Linked DNA regions of Mus musculus: region 2 is linked to region 1. Evidence: chromatin loops called from intact Hi-C (ENCODE). Cell type or tissue: heart. All regions are shown on one strand.

The links. A loop is a pair of places that touch in the nucleus more often than their neighbours do. Peaks named below come from ENCODE experiments on the same cell type or tissue, not always from the same donor. Only the 100,000 strongest peaks of a DNase experiment are listed, where the experiment ranks them.
Region 2: it touches region 1 in a loop (2.8-fold over the local background); 1 of 42 quality-filtered maps calls a loop at or near these places.

Annotation. Positions count from the first base shown.
Region 1 is chr19:5,606,157-5,614,156 of GRCm38, forward strand. Kat5 (K(lysine) acetyltransferase 5) reads right to left here and starts at 3,938. Exons shown (of 14, transcript NM_178637.2): 1 at 3,862-3,938; 2 at 3,696-3,762; 3 at 3,307-3,375; 4 at 3,080-3,216; 5 at 2,646-2,801; 6 at 2,482-2,556; 7 at 2,099-2,173; 8 at 1,560-1,808; 9 at 1,395-1,484. The coding sequence starts at 3,873. In heart, CTCF peaks have their summits at 242, 4,210 and 5,980; DNase peaks (open chromatin) are centred at 1,905, 2,765, 3,615, 4,055 and 1 weaker place; H3K4me3 peaks cover 2,548 bases; H3K27ac peaks cover 2,192 bases; H3K27me3 peaks cover 53 bases.
Region 2 is chr19:5,776,849-5,784,848 of GRCm38, forward strand. No RefSeq gene overlaps it. Among named protein-coding and RNA genes, the nearest start is that of Scyl1, 9.4 kb to the left of the region's middle. In heart, CTCF peaks have their summits at 3,576 and 4,509; no DNase peak of the experiment used is centred here.

The sequences.
Region 1 (8,000 bases):
AGTCAATATTTCCAAGCCAGGAATGGTAGTATATACCTATGACCTCAGCACTTAGGAGGCAGAGGCAGGTACAAGTGTGAAATCAGTCAGCTAGGGATACATAGTGAGACCCACGTGGCTGGTCTTCGCGGCTGGGTGTCAGAGCCCTAATGCTCCAGCCACAGCCACAGTGATCCTTCCGGGGCTGCTCTGCTGGTCTCCAGTGGAGATGTGAGGGACTGCCAGCCTCAGGCATTTTCCCTACAGTACTCTGGACTGGCTCCCTCATCACACATGACTCCTAGAGGAATTTGACAGCTTTGCAACTGCTGGTCTTCCACTCAAACACCGCACTTAATGCAGAACGACGTGGAGCTTTGTTTCTTCCTCTTGAAGAAGCTCCTCTTCAAGGCAGCTCCCAACCCACTCCAGGTAGCTGCCTCTCTCCCTCTGCACCCCGGAGGCCTTAAAAAGTGTGCATCTCAAGGACCTCCACACTTGTCACCTAGAGAAACCCAAACCTGCTCCTCCCCGCTGATCTTGTGCCTATCATCTGACCTTTGACCTTCTCTCATCACCTATTCTTCTCCATTTTCTTTTTGCATGTACTTCCTGGTACATCAGTGCCTGCATGTCTGAACCCAACTGCTTAGAACTATCTAAGTATGTTCTCTCAGCTATCTCCAGGCTCACAGGTTAACCTGCAAACTATTTCAAAGCAGATCTGACTGTATTAGCCCTGGCTGGCCTGGAACTCCCTATAAACCAGCAGAGACCCACCTGCTTCCGCTTCCTGAATGCTGGGAATAAAGGATGTACCAGCACACACAACCAAAGATCCTTTTTTTATTTGGTTCTGAGAAAAGACCTTACTATGCTGTTCAGACTATCCTTGAATGTCAACTCCTCTAGCATCAGCTTCCTGGATGCTGTGATTATAAATGTACCACCATGCTGGGCCAAACTGTTCTTTAAATGCCTCTAGTTTTATATTTAACCTTTGCTGCCTCACTTCTTTTTGTTTTTTGTTTTGGTTCCGGATAGGTCTTTCTTACTTTATAGCTCAGGTTGGCTTGCAACTCATTAGTCCCCTGACTACTCTTGAACTCGGGAGTTTTCTGAGTGCTGGGATTATAGGCACACACACCTCCAAGCTCTGATGACAGCTTCCTGTGAACTGTGCTGAACCCCCTCTGTTACTGGAACCTGAGTAGCTGTCATGTCTGCTCTGCCGTGACAGTGACCTCTCAGGAAAGAAAATTTCTCTAAATCCCAGTTTTCTGTACATTCCCTGCTCCGTGTCAAGAATTCAATAAAAACAGTGACCTGCTCATAGGCAGAATGGTCAACTGTTCTGAGCAGGAAAAGGTTGTTCATGTGACTCACTCCAGCCCAGCCGTGCCCAAGCCACTAACCTTGTTTTTCCGTCCATCAATCTCAAAAAAGGAGATGGTGCCCTTGCGGTAAATTTCATTGCCTGGAGGGTGCCGAAGATCACATTTGGTCTAAGGACAAAAGGAGGATCAGGTGGGGACTGGTGAGGGTACTCTGGATAGGCAGCCTCCCAAGACCCCTCATACCAAGTGGCGTTGCAGACACTTGAGGCTACGGCCATATTTGAGGCAAAATTCGCACAGGTAGAGGACGGGTAGCGTGGTAAGCTCTTGTGGGTACGGGGAGAAGTACCACGGCTTGAGGCGGTGCCGGCCAAGCTCAATACACTCAATGTTCTTCATCCGGGTGACAATGTCGTCGTGGCTCCGGTCAGACACCAGACTGCCAGTCATTCGTGGTGCTGACGGTATTCCATCTGAGCTGTCCTGAGAATCCTGCCCAAGGCAGATGGCAAATACTAGATGGTAGCAGTTAAGCAGAGCGTGGCGCACGACACTGCCATTGGCTTCTTCCTGCAAGTCTAACATCAGCTAAGGGCAAAGCACCAACCTCCACTTCCAAAATAAAGCGAGGCTGAGAAACTGAGAGTAGAAGAGGCCCAGGGGTTCATCTGCTTGGCTCCCAGCCACCACCCTCCCTGCCTAAGGCCTCACCGAGTGAACACCATGCCCAAGCCCACTCCCCCTTTCCCGGCTTCCCTCTCCCTCTGCTCCTCAAGACCCACCTCATCAGTGCCCAAGCAATTAGATTTCCGCTTCCGTCCAGGCTGGGCTGCCACTGCCCTACGGGCTGACCCATTCTGTGGACAAGACACAAGAGAAAGAGCGACCGTGAGATGATCCTGGAGGAGGATGCTAGACAGCAAGGAATAAGAGGGGAAAGACCAGGCAGGCTGTTGGGATGGCTCAGTGGTTAAGAGCCCTGATCTTCCAGAGGACTTCCTGGGTTCTTTTCCCAGGACCCACAGAGTGGCTCACAACCATCTCTAACTCCAGTTTCAGTGGCTCCAATGCCCTCTTCTGCCCACCTGCACCAGGCATGCAAGTAGAACACATGCAAAACACAGACAAAACATTCAGACACATGAAAAAAGACTGGAAGACTCACCTGAGGGAAAACCGAGGCTGGGGCTGTCTCGCTGGGCACTGGGGTTGCTGGTGAAACCACCTCCACCTTCCGTTTCTGCAGAGAGAAACCAGGAAAGGTGGGTCAGAAGGTAGAGAAGGTGGGACCTGAGAAGAAAGCAAGGTCCCTGGAATTGCTGAGGGTACCGTTGAGCGGTGGTTGGGTTGCAGGCAGGAGCTGGAGGAGAGCGGCTGGTCAGGCTCGCCACCTGGGATGGCCTCCCGCTCCTTGGGCAGGTTGAAGCGGAGTGTGATCTGGACCGGGATTGGCAAGGTCTTCCCGCTGGCCTGGGCGGAGGCCGGCTGCAGAGATAGGTCCAGGGTCTTCCTCTGGGGTGGGGATGGTGGTGGGATGGCGAAGGGGGGGATGGGCCCCTCAGCATGGAATCCCACCCTCTGCCTTCTCTAAAGCAAGGCAGTGCTGGACTCTGGAAGCTACGCCTGCAACTTGGTCCCCATCCTTTGCAAGCTGAAGCCATGGCAGAAGAATGCTGCCTCCTGCCCATTCAGGAACCCCTGAGGCCAAGAGATGCAAGAAGGAAGAGGCAGGAGAGAAAAGATGAAATGGGGGACCTACTCACCACCTCTCTTTCGGGAGAGCCGGGGCGGGACCCAGGAAGTCCGTTCTTGGTAGGTGTCTTGGCCTCTTTCTTGGGAAATTGGATCTTCTTTAAGTCCAGCCGCTCGTGAGTCACCCATTCATCCAGACGTTTGTTGACTGCAGCAGTGAAAACGGCTCAGGAGGGAATGCCAGAGGCTGCCCTCAACCCTCTCCAGCAACCCCACTCCATCCAGGCCCAGGACTCACAGTCAATGTAATGGACATAGAAAAGCTTTCGGCCACTGATGTCCTTCACGCTCAGGATCTCAGCCAGGGCTATGAGAACCACACAGACAGGGAGTCTTAGCCAGGGCAGGTCAGGAGACTCCACCCTTCGACCTGAATCCCACCTCCAGGCTGGAGGCCTGTGTCCCAGCACTCAGAGGGGCTGGTTCAAGACCCCTTTAGTCACCAAGTGACACCTCTCTCCAAGCCCCGCCCGGATCATCTCCGTACGTCCAAAAGCCACGCCCCTCCTCCCGAGTATCTGCGACCGCCCCGGGATTGCAGAAGCCCCTCCCCCTCCCGTGCGATCGTTGACTCCCTCCCGCCCCTCGCCCTCAGGTTCCTTGGACCCGCCCCCCGACGTCACTCACGCCACTCATCTTCGTTGTCCTGGTTGCGCCGCAGCACGGGCAGGCGGCAGCCCTCGATTATCTCCCCCTGGGGAGACAGCGCGGCGCCAGGGTCGGCTACTGGGGGGCCTCGGGCTCTACCCACCTCCCCTGGCTCCCTCCGCCCCGCCCCGGGCACCGGACTCACCACCTCCGCCATCTTCCCTCCCTCCACTGCCACTTCCGGCCCCTCTGGGAGACGTCACTTCCGGAGCTGAGTGCGCTATAGGCCCGAGCCCCTTGAAGCTGTTTGAAAGGGAAACACTTGAGAATCACTGCTAGCTGGTTGGTAGCAAAAAGCCGGCCCGTTTGGGGAATGGAAGAGCAGGACGTTGTAAACCTGAGGCCAAGTACTAGATGGAATCCCCGCTCCTCGCACAGCGATTGGAGGAACGCCGAGTCTGTCACGTGACGCCCACCGGGTGCGACGCCGGTCACTCAGATCATGTTTAGGCTTTGTCTAGAGGCAGTGTTCTGGCGAGCCTCTTAGTGGCAGTGTGAGGTGTCACCCTGAGTAAGAAGCTAAGGAGTGGGGTTTTGAACCCTGGGGAGTCAGTAGACCTGAAGGGATTTAGAGATCCACCCAGGTGTCTGCATAAGATTGCACAGGCCTGGGGGCTTAGCAAGATTTTTCCGTTAATACTGGATTTCTATTTTTAAAATAGTATATATGTGGCTGTATACATGGAAGGTTCAAAATTCCAGTAGGCATTCAGTCAACAAGAATGGATGTCTCAGTTGGTCTTCATTATACATCAGAATCCCAAAGAAGTAGGCGCTAATGACAGTGAAGGAGCGGACTTGTCAACGAGAGTGAGAGCAAGTAGGCAGAGTAAAAGCAGGCTGGCAGTGGAGGCAGAAGCAGGCGAAGCTCTATGAGTTGAGGCCAGCGTTGTCTACAGAGTCAGTTCCAGGACAAGCGGGGTTACACAGATAAGCCCTGTCCTGGGGGTGGCAGGGAGGAAAATCTTGTTTCATGTCTTTCTTTTAGTTTCCAGCAGAAGGTGCATCTTCTGACTTTGAATAACAAGAATAGGTTTGAATAACAAAGGTGTGTTCTCCCTCCTCAAAGATGTGAATTCAAAGTGGATCTTCCACCAAGCCAGCTTGCCAGCACTGGGGAGGCAGAGGCAGGCCTGGTCTACAGAGCAAGTTCCAAGACACCCAGGGCTACACTGAGAAATCCTCTTAAAAACACAAAGCAGTGGGTTTTCCCACTTCAGAGTAGGCAAAATTGTTCACGTATGTGTTCTTCCATTTTTGGGTTTTAGTGAAATCCAGATGTAGTCAAATGGACAACCAAAAATAACTATCACAGATATTGATAACATGCCTAAAGGGTGTAGTGGGGCCCTTTAGCCTTACTTCTAAGTGTTCCCAGTTTAAATGGTTTCGGGTCCATTTGGCCACTTTGAGAAGAGTTTATGTGCAGAAGTAAAGGATTGGTTTCATCACAGGAGCATTAATAATAACACTTGGATTTGATCTGTGTGCAAAATATGTTCAGCATAAGAAGTACTGAAAAGCCAATAGGCCTTTTGTTATTGTTTGTTCTGAGGTGAAGTCTCACTGTGTAGCCCTGCTTGGCCTGGGACTTGTCACAAGGATGACAACAGGCATATGACAGCACACGGCATTTTTCTCTCTTGTGAGTTCTGAGTTGTGCCATCTTTCAGAACATCCAGTCTTCCCCTGAGGAACTGAAGCATCACCACTGTTACTCACAACAGCCTCACAGGGGTGGAGCCATTGCTGCTTCCTTGCTTTGGCTCCGTGAGGCTTTTTTTTTTTTAATTTATGTATTTTATTTTATTTATTTATGTCTGTTCACCTGAGTATGTCATGCACCCATTACACACAGTGCCTGTGAAGGCCAGAAGGAGGCATTGTGGGTGCTGGGAACTGAACACTTTTTTAAAAAAAGATTTATTTATTTATTTATTTATTTATTTATTTATTATATGTAAGTACACTGTAGCTGTCCTCAGACACTCTAGAGGAGGGAGTCAGATCTTGTTTCGGATGGTTGTGAGCCACCATGTAGTTGCTGGGATTTGAACTCCTGACCTTCAGAAGAGCAGTCGGGTGCTCTTACCCACTGAGCTATCTCACCCCCACCCCCCTACCCCCCCACCCCCCCAACACCTTTTTTTAAAAGGTTTATTTATTTATTATATGTAAGTACACTGTAGCTGTCTTCAGACACTCCAGAAGAAGGCGCCAGATCTCATTACAAATGTATGGTTATGAGCCACCATGTGGTTGCTGGGAATCAAACTCAGGACCAGTCAGTGCTCTTAACCACTGAGCCATCTCTCCAGCCCTGAACCCCTGTCTTATGCAAGAGTAGCAAGTGCTCTTAACCATTGAGCCTTCTCTCCAGCCTTTGTAATTATGTACATATATGTATCCAAGTGTGGTTTTGTTCTTCTGAGTGCAAGTGCCCCTGGAGTCTAGAAAAGGGGGTTGGAGCACCTGGAGCTGGAGCTGGTTGTAAACTTCCCAGAGTGCATGCTGCAAGTACAATCTTCACCACCGAGTCATCTCCAGGTCTTCTAACAAGTTCTTTTATATAAAAGTCACACAATTTCTCCTTCATTGTATGTACTTCTCTCTGCTTTCTGCTTTCTGTACCGTCAGTCCGGGTCACTCTTTAACATCATAAACCTTTGCACTGTGGGGATTTGTTTGTTTGCCGCTGTCTCCTCAGCACCACTAGCAGATCACCTAGCTCATGTTTATTGACTGCCACAGGCCCAGGAAACACTGAATGAGCATGTGAAGCATGGATGCCCAAGCTGATTTCCAGAGCTTTCAGGAGCCTAAATCCAAGCCAAGCTACTGGCACACATTAAAAAGGGGTTTTGTTTGTTTGTTTGTTTTTTAATTCTACATGTCTGGGTGTTTTGCCTCATGTGTGTCTGTGCATTGCATGCCTGCCTGGTGCCAGCAAAGAGAGACTGGATTTAAAGGTAGTTGTAAGCCAGTGTATAGATGCTGAGAATAAAACCTGGGTCCTCTGGAAGAAGAGCCAGTGCTCATACCACTCAGCCATCTCCAGCCCCAAGGACTCCTTTTAAAAGAAGAGGAAAGACCTGGGCGTGGTGGCACACACTTTTAATCCCAGCACTTGGGAGGCAGAGGCTGGCGGATTTCTGAGTTCAAGGCCAGCCTGGTCTACAGAGTGAGTTCCAGGATAGCCAGGACTGCACAGAGAAACCCTGTCTTAAAAAAAAAAAAAAAGGAAGGAAAGAAGAGGAAAGGAGGGTTTGAGTTTGGCTTATCTTCAGACTCCTTACTGGCCATATCCTGATGGGGAAGTAAGATTTCCTTTACTGTTTACTTGCGATATGGCCAGAGTGGAGCTTAGAAGTCTTCCTGGCTATGTGGACATACTGTGTAGCTATCTTGTCTGGGGCCACTTGTCCAAAGGCTGTCAGATCTGAAAAACTAGAAAGTTCCACAGAAACCTCAGGGTATTAGAGGTGTCAACAATGGGAACTTGCTGTCTCTTCCTCTAAAAATGTCAACCCTGTCCAGGAGTGGTGGCTGATATCTAAAGTCCCAATACTACAAGCTGAGGCAAGAGGCTAGTCTGGGCTATGTAGTGAGACCTTGTATAAAATGAATAAGTGTGAGAAGGTATACCTTTAATCCTAGGACTTGGGTGACAGTAGCAGGCAGATCTCTGACTTGGAGGCCAACCTGGTCTGATTAATGAATTCTAGGTCACCCAGGATTATATAGTGAGACTTGTCTCAAAAAAGCAAGTTAAAAGCTGTGTGTAGTGTGAACACCTTTAATACCAGCAATCAGGAGGCAGAGGTAGTTGGGTCTCTTAAGTTTGAGGCCAGCCTAGTCTATGGAGCAAATTAGAGGACAACCATAGTTACCCAGAGAAACCTTGTCTCCTGGGGGTTGGGGTGTTAGGGAAGAGTAAAATAATATAAATAAAATACAAAAACAAATGACACATTACTAAGGTGACAATATACCTTAATTATTTTGTTCATTGCTATATCCCAGGCATGTTGTAAATACCAGTTGAGTCAAAATGTGATAATTCCCAGGGTGGGGGCAGCCAGCCAGTGTCTTCTATAAAATCCCATAGGGCAAGAAGCTGACCATCCCACAGAAGTTAAAGGGAAGTTGGTTTCTACCCTATATCAAGAAGGACCTTCATCTGCCAGGACAGCTGAAAGCAGCATCCCATTTCCTTAGCTAAATGCTGTGGGGTCAAAGGGAGGATCAGAAAAATCGACAAGCCCTCCTGAGGCTCCTCCCAGC
Region 2 (8,000 bases), 170 kb after region 1:
ATGCCTTTAATCCCAGCACTTGAGAGGCAGAGGCAGGCAGATTTCTGAGTTTGAGGCCAGCCTGGTCTACAAAGTGAGTTCCAGGACAGCCAGGAATGCACAGAGAAACCCTGTCTCGAAAAAACAAAACAAAACAAAAAACAAAAACAAAAATTTTTTAAAAAGAAAAAGAAAAAAACAAACAAAATAATCAACATTGGAAAATATCCTTTTCAAATGCATATGGGACAGTCCTGAGAACAGTCTGTAAACTATGCACAGAGATAAGCCTGGGTAGGGGGCTGGGTGTGGAGACAAGGATTAGGAAGTCTAGGTCGGGGCTGGTGAGATGGCTCAGTGGGTAAGAGCACCCAGCACCCGACTGCCCTTCCAAAGGTCTGGAGTTCAAATCCCAGCAACCACATGGTGGCTCACAACCATCTGTAACGAGATCTGACTCCCTCTTCTGGAGTATCTGAGGACAGCTACAGTGTACTTACATATAATAAATAAATAATAATAATAATAAAACATTTAAAAAAGGGGGCTGGTGAGGTGGCTCAGTGGTTAGGAGCACCTGACTGCTGTTCCGAAGGTCCTGAGTTCAAATCCCCAGCAACCACATGGTGGCTCACAACCGTCCGTGATGAGATCTGACGCCCTCTTCTGGAGTGTGTGAAGACAGCTACAGTGTGCTTACATTAATAAATAAATAAATCTTTAAAAAAAAAAAAGGAAGTCTAGGTCATCTATCCTCAGCCACATAGTGAGGTCACTTAAACTGTGCTTTGGGGGACCTTGTCTCAACACGTAATAACTCCATAAAGAAGGCAAGCAACAGTTACTGTAGACCTAGTGTGAGCTGCCCTGTCCAAAGGTGTAGAGTTGAACTGGAGGTAGTGATGTGGCTTAGGGACTCACAGTTAAAGCCAACTCTGGAAAGGATGGGGGGAGGGGGGGATGGGACACGGGGACCCCCTGGGCCTTACTGGCAATCCAGGTCCAGCCCTCCAGGCTGGGTGAGGAACCCCAGATGACCTCTGGCCTCCACAAGCATGCACACACATGCGCATACCCTGCCACACCACAAAGTCTACAATAGAAAGGAACTGGGTTTTCTTCCTTTCACTATTAGAGACGAACATCTGAAACATCTTTCCCTCCACTGTTACAGAGCCCAGATGCAGCCACGGCTGAATTCTCTGATGGAGATCCCACACACCCCAGCTATGCACCAAATGAGAGGGAGGCAGGATAGCCTGTCTCTACAGGAAGTCTCTGCAGTCATCTAGGAGGAGTGTCTGGCTGGGTGTCATTTCGCTTCGCTGCTGGGGTGCTTGAGTGGCTCCGGCATGCCATTCAGGGGAGCCGGTACACAGTCAGTAATGGGGTTCCCAGCCCATGGTTTTCCAGATGGGAAACAGTGGATGGAGTCTGCAGTGGAGATTTCTGTTCTCCCAAGTTCCTTGTACCCAGACACCGCTGGGAGTTGGGAATAGGGGTCCCAGGTCCAAGCCTCCCCTCTGGGTGCCCGTGAGCCAGGCAGGAAGGGAAAGCCAGAGCCGGTTTGGTTCCGAATGAGTGCAGAGAGTACAGAGTAACTGACTGAAAGGCAGATGGCCTTCTCTGGGAGATTTAGGCAAGGGCTCTTTACACAAAGGCCTTCCCCACTCCGCCCACCCCCCATGTGGATCCTTGATGAAAAGAAAAGACGGTCTTTGCTCCATCAAAATGACTTCTTTGATGGCCAAGGTAAATGCATACAGCTCAGGAAGGGTGAATCAGGCATTAGATAGCTTTGGCGGGAAGGAGTGCCCAGAAAGGGAAGCTCACTGGCCTAGCTAGATACTTCATTAGCACGGAGGACTCCGGATTTTTATGCTACTGTGAGTTTTCTCAGGTAGGGAGAAGGGTGTTAAGAATCCCTCAGACAAGGTTAGAGAAGGAGAACAACAAGGGAGTCTCCCATTTTGTGCTGAGCTCAGAGGCCATCTGGTCACAGTGGACTTTAAATATCAGAGTTTCCCCACAGAGGAGAAAGCCATGGTGGACAACTGCATACAGTGTCAACATCTGGGTCAAGGAAACAGTAGATGACACTCTCTGCGTGCACCTGGGTTAGCCAAAGGTGGGCAGCTCACCGATACACACCTCACCAATACACACACTCAGACCAGGGAGGCTTTGCCTTTTCTCTGAGCCTGGCCCAGGGAAGGCCTTGCATTTCCATGGCTCTGAAGCACTGGAGTCTTCAACATGGCTGTGCTCATGTCAATGCCGTTCTATACACGCTCAGCCAGGACTTCATCCACTCCCCATGCCAAAGGCCTGGCTACCTTGGGCCTCTGTACTCACATGCAGACTGTTCTAGGCAGCCAGGACTTCTCAAACTGAAACAAAATAATACACTCCTGTAACACAGCTACCTATTATAGATCAGTAACCAGTTCTCTTAACTCGCTGCCAGTCCCCTCTGTGTTCCCAGCCCAGCCACTGAAACCGAGTCTCCCAGCCACTCCTCCCTCAGCTCCCCAACAACTGTTTAACCAGTCTGTCCTCCCAGCTTCCCCAACACCAGCAGCTCCAAGCTATAACGACTGTTCTAGCCTCTCCGCTCAGCTTAGCTTTTCCTGGCTCAACTCCTAATGATATCTTCTGCACCAACTGCCTTCTCTCTCGCTCTGCTAGCTCTGCCCACCCTCCTCAGCCTCAGCTGACTTTTTTATATCTCAATAAATATAAGCATCAACCAACACTGAAAGCCATTAAATCAAAGCAGCTCTAACAGCTAAGAAGTCTTTATATATATATAGATAGATATAGATAGATAGATAGATAGATAGATAGATAGATTTATTTATTTTACTTATGTGAGTACACTGTTGCTCTCTTCAGACATTCCAGAAGAGGGCATCAGATCCCATTACAGATGGTTGCTGGGAATTGAACTCGGGACCTCTGGAAGAGCAGAGGCTCTTAACCAGTGAGCCATCTCTCCAGCCCAAGCTATGAATTCTTTGTCTTTCTTTCTTTCTTTCTTTCTTTCTTTCTTTCTTTCTTTCTTTCTTTCTCTCTCTCTCTCTCTCTCTCTCTATATATATATATATATATATATATATATATTCATTTATTTATTTATTTATTTGTTTTTCGAGACAGGGTTTCTCTGTATAGCCCTAGCTATCCTGGAACTCACTTTGTAGACCAGGCTGGCCTCGAACTCAGAAATCCGCCTGCCTCTGCCTCCCGAGTGCTGGGATTAAAGGAAGCTTCGGTGGGGAAAGGGGGCACTCTGTCACCTAATGACAAGACTTGCAAGATCTAAACAGACACCAAAGTGTAGCCTGGGAAGGACCGGAAGTGGCTAAACTGCAGTCCAGAGAGCAGTCAGGACTGACTACAAGTGGCCTTTGGCTAGGCCTGGGCAGGGGCGATGGGCTTCCAGAGCGGAGGGAAAGGCAGGTGTGAAGTGGAACTGGAGGGACGGCATGGCGGGAAGAACACTTTCTGCTCTCCCAGAGAACAGTGGGATTTCCAGCAACCACTTCAGATGCTTCACAAATCACTGAAATCCCTGCTCCTGGGGTTCCATTGCCCTCCTCCGGCCTCTGAGGGCATTGCATTTACACACTGCATAAAACCAGAGACACGTGAATGTAAATACTGAATCTTTAATTTTTTTGTTTGTTTGTTTTTGTTTTTGTTTTTGAGACAGGGTTTCTCTGTGTTGCCCTGGCTGTCCTGGAACTCACTTTGTAGACCAGGCTGGCCTCGAACTCAGAAATCTGCCTGCCTCTGCCTCCCAAGTGCTGGGATTAAAGGTGTGCGCCACCACGCCCGGCTGAATCTTTAATTTTAAAAAAAGAAAATAAAAAAAGAAAGATCCAGGGCTGAAAAGGTAGCTCAGTGGTTAAGAGCACTGACTGCTCTTCCGAAGGTCCTGAGTTCAAATCCCAGCAACCACATGATGGCTCACAACCATCTGTAATAAGATCTGATGCCTTCTTCTGGTGTGTCTGAAGACAGTGACAGTGTACAATACATAATAGAAAGAAAGAGAGAGAGAGAGAGAGAAAGAAAGAAAGAGAGAAAGAAAGAAAAGAGAGACCCAGGTATAGCCCTGGCTGTCCTGGAACTCACTCTGTAGACCAGGCTGGCCTCGAACTCAGAAATCCACCTGCCTCTGCCTCCCAAGAGCTGGGATTAAAGGCAAGCGCCACCACTGCCCGGCTCAATTATATGCATCTTTAATCCTTCCTTTAATCAAGAGATAAAGGTAGGTGGATCTCCATGAGTTTGAGGTTAGCCTGATCTACATAGAAGTTCTAAGCTAGCCTGGTCTACATAGTCAGGCCATGTCGCAAAACAAATACATTTTTTTTTTTTTAAAGATTTATTTATTTATTATATGTAAGTACATTGTAGCTGTCTTCAGACACTCCAGAAGAGGGCGCCAGATCTCGTTACGGATGGTTGTGAGCCACCATGTGGTTGCTGGGATTTGAACTCTGGACCTTCGGAAGAGCAGTCGGGTGCTCTTACCCACTGAGCCATCTCACCAGCCCAAACAAATACATTTTAAATTTTTTAAATAAAAAGGAAGAAAATAAAGCGAATTACAAAGGAGCTATTTGAATGGTGTCACAACAAAGAAATGACTGAAGTATTGAATATTGCTGAATAATATACCCCTATATCAACTAGAGCACTAGTAGACACAGGCGGAAGGATATCCTGCTAAAGCAAAGCGTTCCTTCAGGAGCCTGCCGTAGCCTTTCACCTGTGTGCTTCAAGGAAACATTCCTTCACGTGTTTGCCCACAACAAAACACCATCCAACAGAAGTGACTTTCCAAAGAGCCCTCAAGTTTCCACTTCAGTGGTGCCTCTGAAGGGGCCCTGCCAGCTCGCAAACCTGGCTCTGGCAGGCCTTGCCCTCCTCCGCTCTCCCTCTTTCTTGCTAAAAACCTTAGATTGCATTCTTCAGATAGCCACCAAGGTCTCCCCTGACCCCACTTTGGCTACTTCCTCCTCCTGACTACCAAGGTCAACCATCAAAGTATTCAAGTCCAAATAGCACAAGCCCTGCTTGCCTATTAACTATTAACGTGCCCACTCAAAATTAAACACCTCAGCCTACCTCAGGGTTCTCCATCTTACCTTTATAAACCATCAGTTGTCTATAGGCCACATCTGTCTCCACTCTATCCAGAGGCCTTCCTCCCTGTACCTCAGAAAAAATACCCTTTTCTCCTCTCCCTTGTTTGCTCCTTCCTTGTCCTCTGTCTCTTGTCTTTGTCCTGTATCCCTGCCCTTTGTCTGCCTGGGACAGATGAGTCTGCTTTGTGCTGACAACTTGGTCCTGACACCTCCTCCTCCAGAAGTCTCAGGAGCCCACATAGGGCCCTAAGCTGACATCTAAGCACCAACAGTCATGAGCCATCACTATGCTGACATGCTGAGAGCATCTGGGCTCAACTTAGCTCAGAGACAGCTGGTGGTATGTCACACCATTAGGAGAGAGGAAGTGGACTCACCCTATTGGGACCTGGCTGTCATGTAGATAAAGGTCACAGTGATCTCCATCTGGCTTGGATCCGCATGGGCAGAAACAGGTTAGCACTGTGTGTTTGTCTCTCATTTGCCCTGGCCCATAGACACCTGAGATTTGGGTGGCCTATCTAAACTTCAAGGTGGGCTAGCCTGGGAACCTGATGACTCCCAAGCTTCCCAGCATCTTTTCTTTTTCTTTTTTTTTTTTTTTTTTTTTTTTTTGGTTTTTCGAGACAGGGTTTCTCTGTGTAGCCCTGGCTGTCCTGGCACTCACTTTGTAGACCAGGCTGGCCTCGAACTCAGAAATTCGCCTGCCTCTGCCTCCCGAGTGCTGGGATTAAAGGCGTGTGCCACCACGCCCGGCCCCAGCATCTTTTCTGAGACGGGGAGAGGTGGCACCCTCATCCCATGCCCTGTCTCCACATCCTTTAATTTACTTACTCTTTAATATTTAATAAATAGCTTTATGTATATTAAATATTTTATATGCACAATTAATTTGAGTGTAAATGTGTGTTTGTATGTGTGTAGACACAAGTGCCACTGTATGTATGGAAACCTTCAAGAGTTAGTCTCTCCTTCTTTCATCAGGGGCCCAGGGATTGAACTCGTCATCAGGAATAGCAGCGAGCACCTTTCTGCCACTGAGCCACCTTGCTGGCCTTTCACATCTCTCTTCTTGGATATCTGAAACTCTTGTCCTCTGAGTATGACACGGCTGTTACCATCTTGAAACCAAGGAACTGTGATTCCTTAGGCTGGTGAGATGGCTCAGTCAACACACTTGTCATCAGGCTTGAGTTTAGTCCCCTAGACTCACAGAGGGGAGTGACCCAGCTCAGGCAGCCAGCAGGATCTCCAGGGAGGGAGCAAGGATTGGAAGGAAAAAGACAATTAGACACCACTGTAGCGGGACCCCAGCCAGTGCCGAGGCTGGGGCAGGGTTATGTTTTCCCTGTCTGCTTTTATACGATTTTAAGTGCATGCAAATAATAAGGTCAATTCTAGGTTAACAAACAAACAAGGCAATAAACACAAATAGTCACAGAACAAGCAAGGCGATAAATAAAGTCGTGTGATCACTGTTTCTAAGGGCTTATCAGGATGTCCAAGATTTTAGAAAAAATAGCTCACTCCTCAGCTGAGTTTACCTTGAGTTTTGTACTAGACCAAATGTGTATTTTTTTTTAAGATTTATTTATTATTATATGTGAGTACACTGTAGCTGACTTCAGACACACCAGAAGAGGGCGTCAGATCTCATTACGGATGGTTGTGAGCCATCATGTGGTTGCTGGGATTTGAATCAGGATCTTTGGAAGAGCAGTCAGTGCTCTTAACTGCTGAGCCATCTCTCCAGCCTAAGTATATATATTCTTATCTGAGCCTTCCTCCCTGTCCTAGCCCAAAGTCAAATTTCTACCAAGTTTCTAGATGAGGCCCCAAAAGCTCACTCTCCACAGAGGAGGGAGAAAACCAACCCCTCCCCTCAGCATCGCTCCCGGTACTGGACAAGATAAATGACCTGCGCTGATCCCAAAAAGGCCCAGGTCAGGTCACGAACAGCCGGAGGAGGAGGAGGCTGACTGGAGCACCCACAAGGCTACAGGCGAGGGGTGCTGCCTTCCCCGGGGGTGAATAATCAATTAACAATTGCTCAGGGGAGGTGGTGGAGCTGCCTGTAGACACCCATAGATACTGCACTCCTAAAGGTAACCCCAGTTCAAGTTCCACTTGAGAAGAACTTAGGAGTGTGTGTGTGTGTGTGTGTGTGTGTGTACATACACACATATATGTCACCACAGTTGCAGAAATAGAGGCCATGAGTTTGAGTGAAAGGGGTGTGGAGGGGAGGAGCGTTTGAAGGAGGAAAGAACACAGGGAAATTATATTTAACTGTGTTTAATTTTGTTTGTGTTGGCTTGGTTTTTTGGATTTTCAGGACCTAGCACTGGCTGTCCTGTAGACCAGGCTGGCCTTGTACTCAAAGAGATCCACCTCCCTGCTTCCTGAGTGCTGGGGTTAAAGGTGTGTGCCACCACTATGTGGCTCAATTTTTCATACACTCTATTTAATCATATTCTTTCTCCTCGAGTCCTCATAGATACCCCCCCCACCCATCTCCCTACTCATCCAACTTCAAGTTATTTCTCTCGGGAAAAGGAAAAATAAAGAAAAACAAGAACAAAACAAAAACCTGTGCCGGTTGGTGGTGGGGAGACAGGCAGATCTCTGAGTTTGAGGCCAGCCTGGTCTACAAAGTGAGTTCCAGGACAGCCAGGGCTATATAGAGAAACCCTGTCTAGAAAAACAAAACAAAACAAAACAACAAAACAAAACAAAACAAAACAAACAAAAAAAACAAAGACAAAAAACACCAGACCATAACAACAACAAAACTCTCCAGCTTGGGTGGAATCATTCCTTCAGTCATTGTCCTGTCTGTCTGGGGTGGATAGAGTCCCCAGG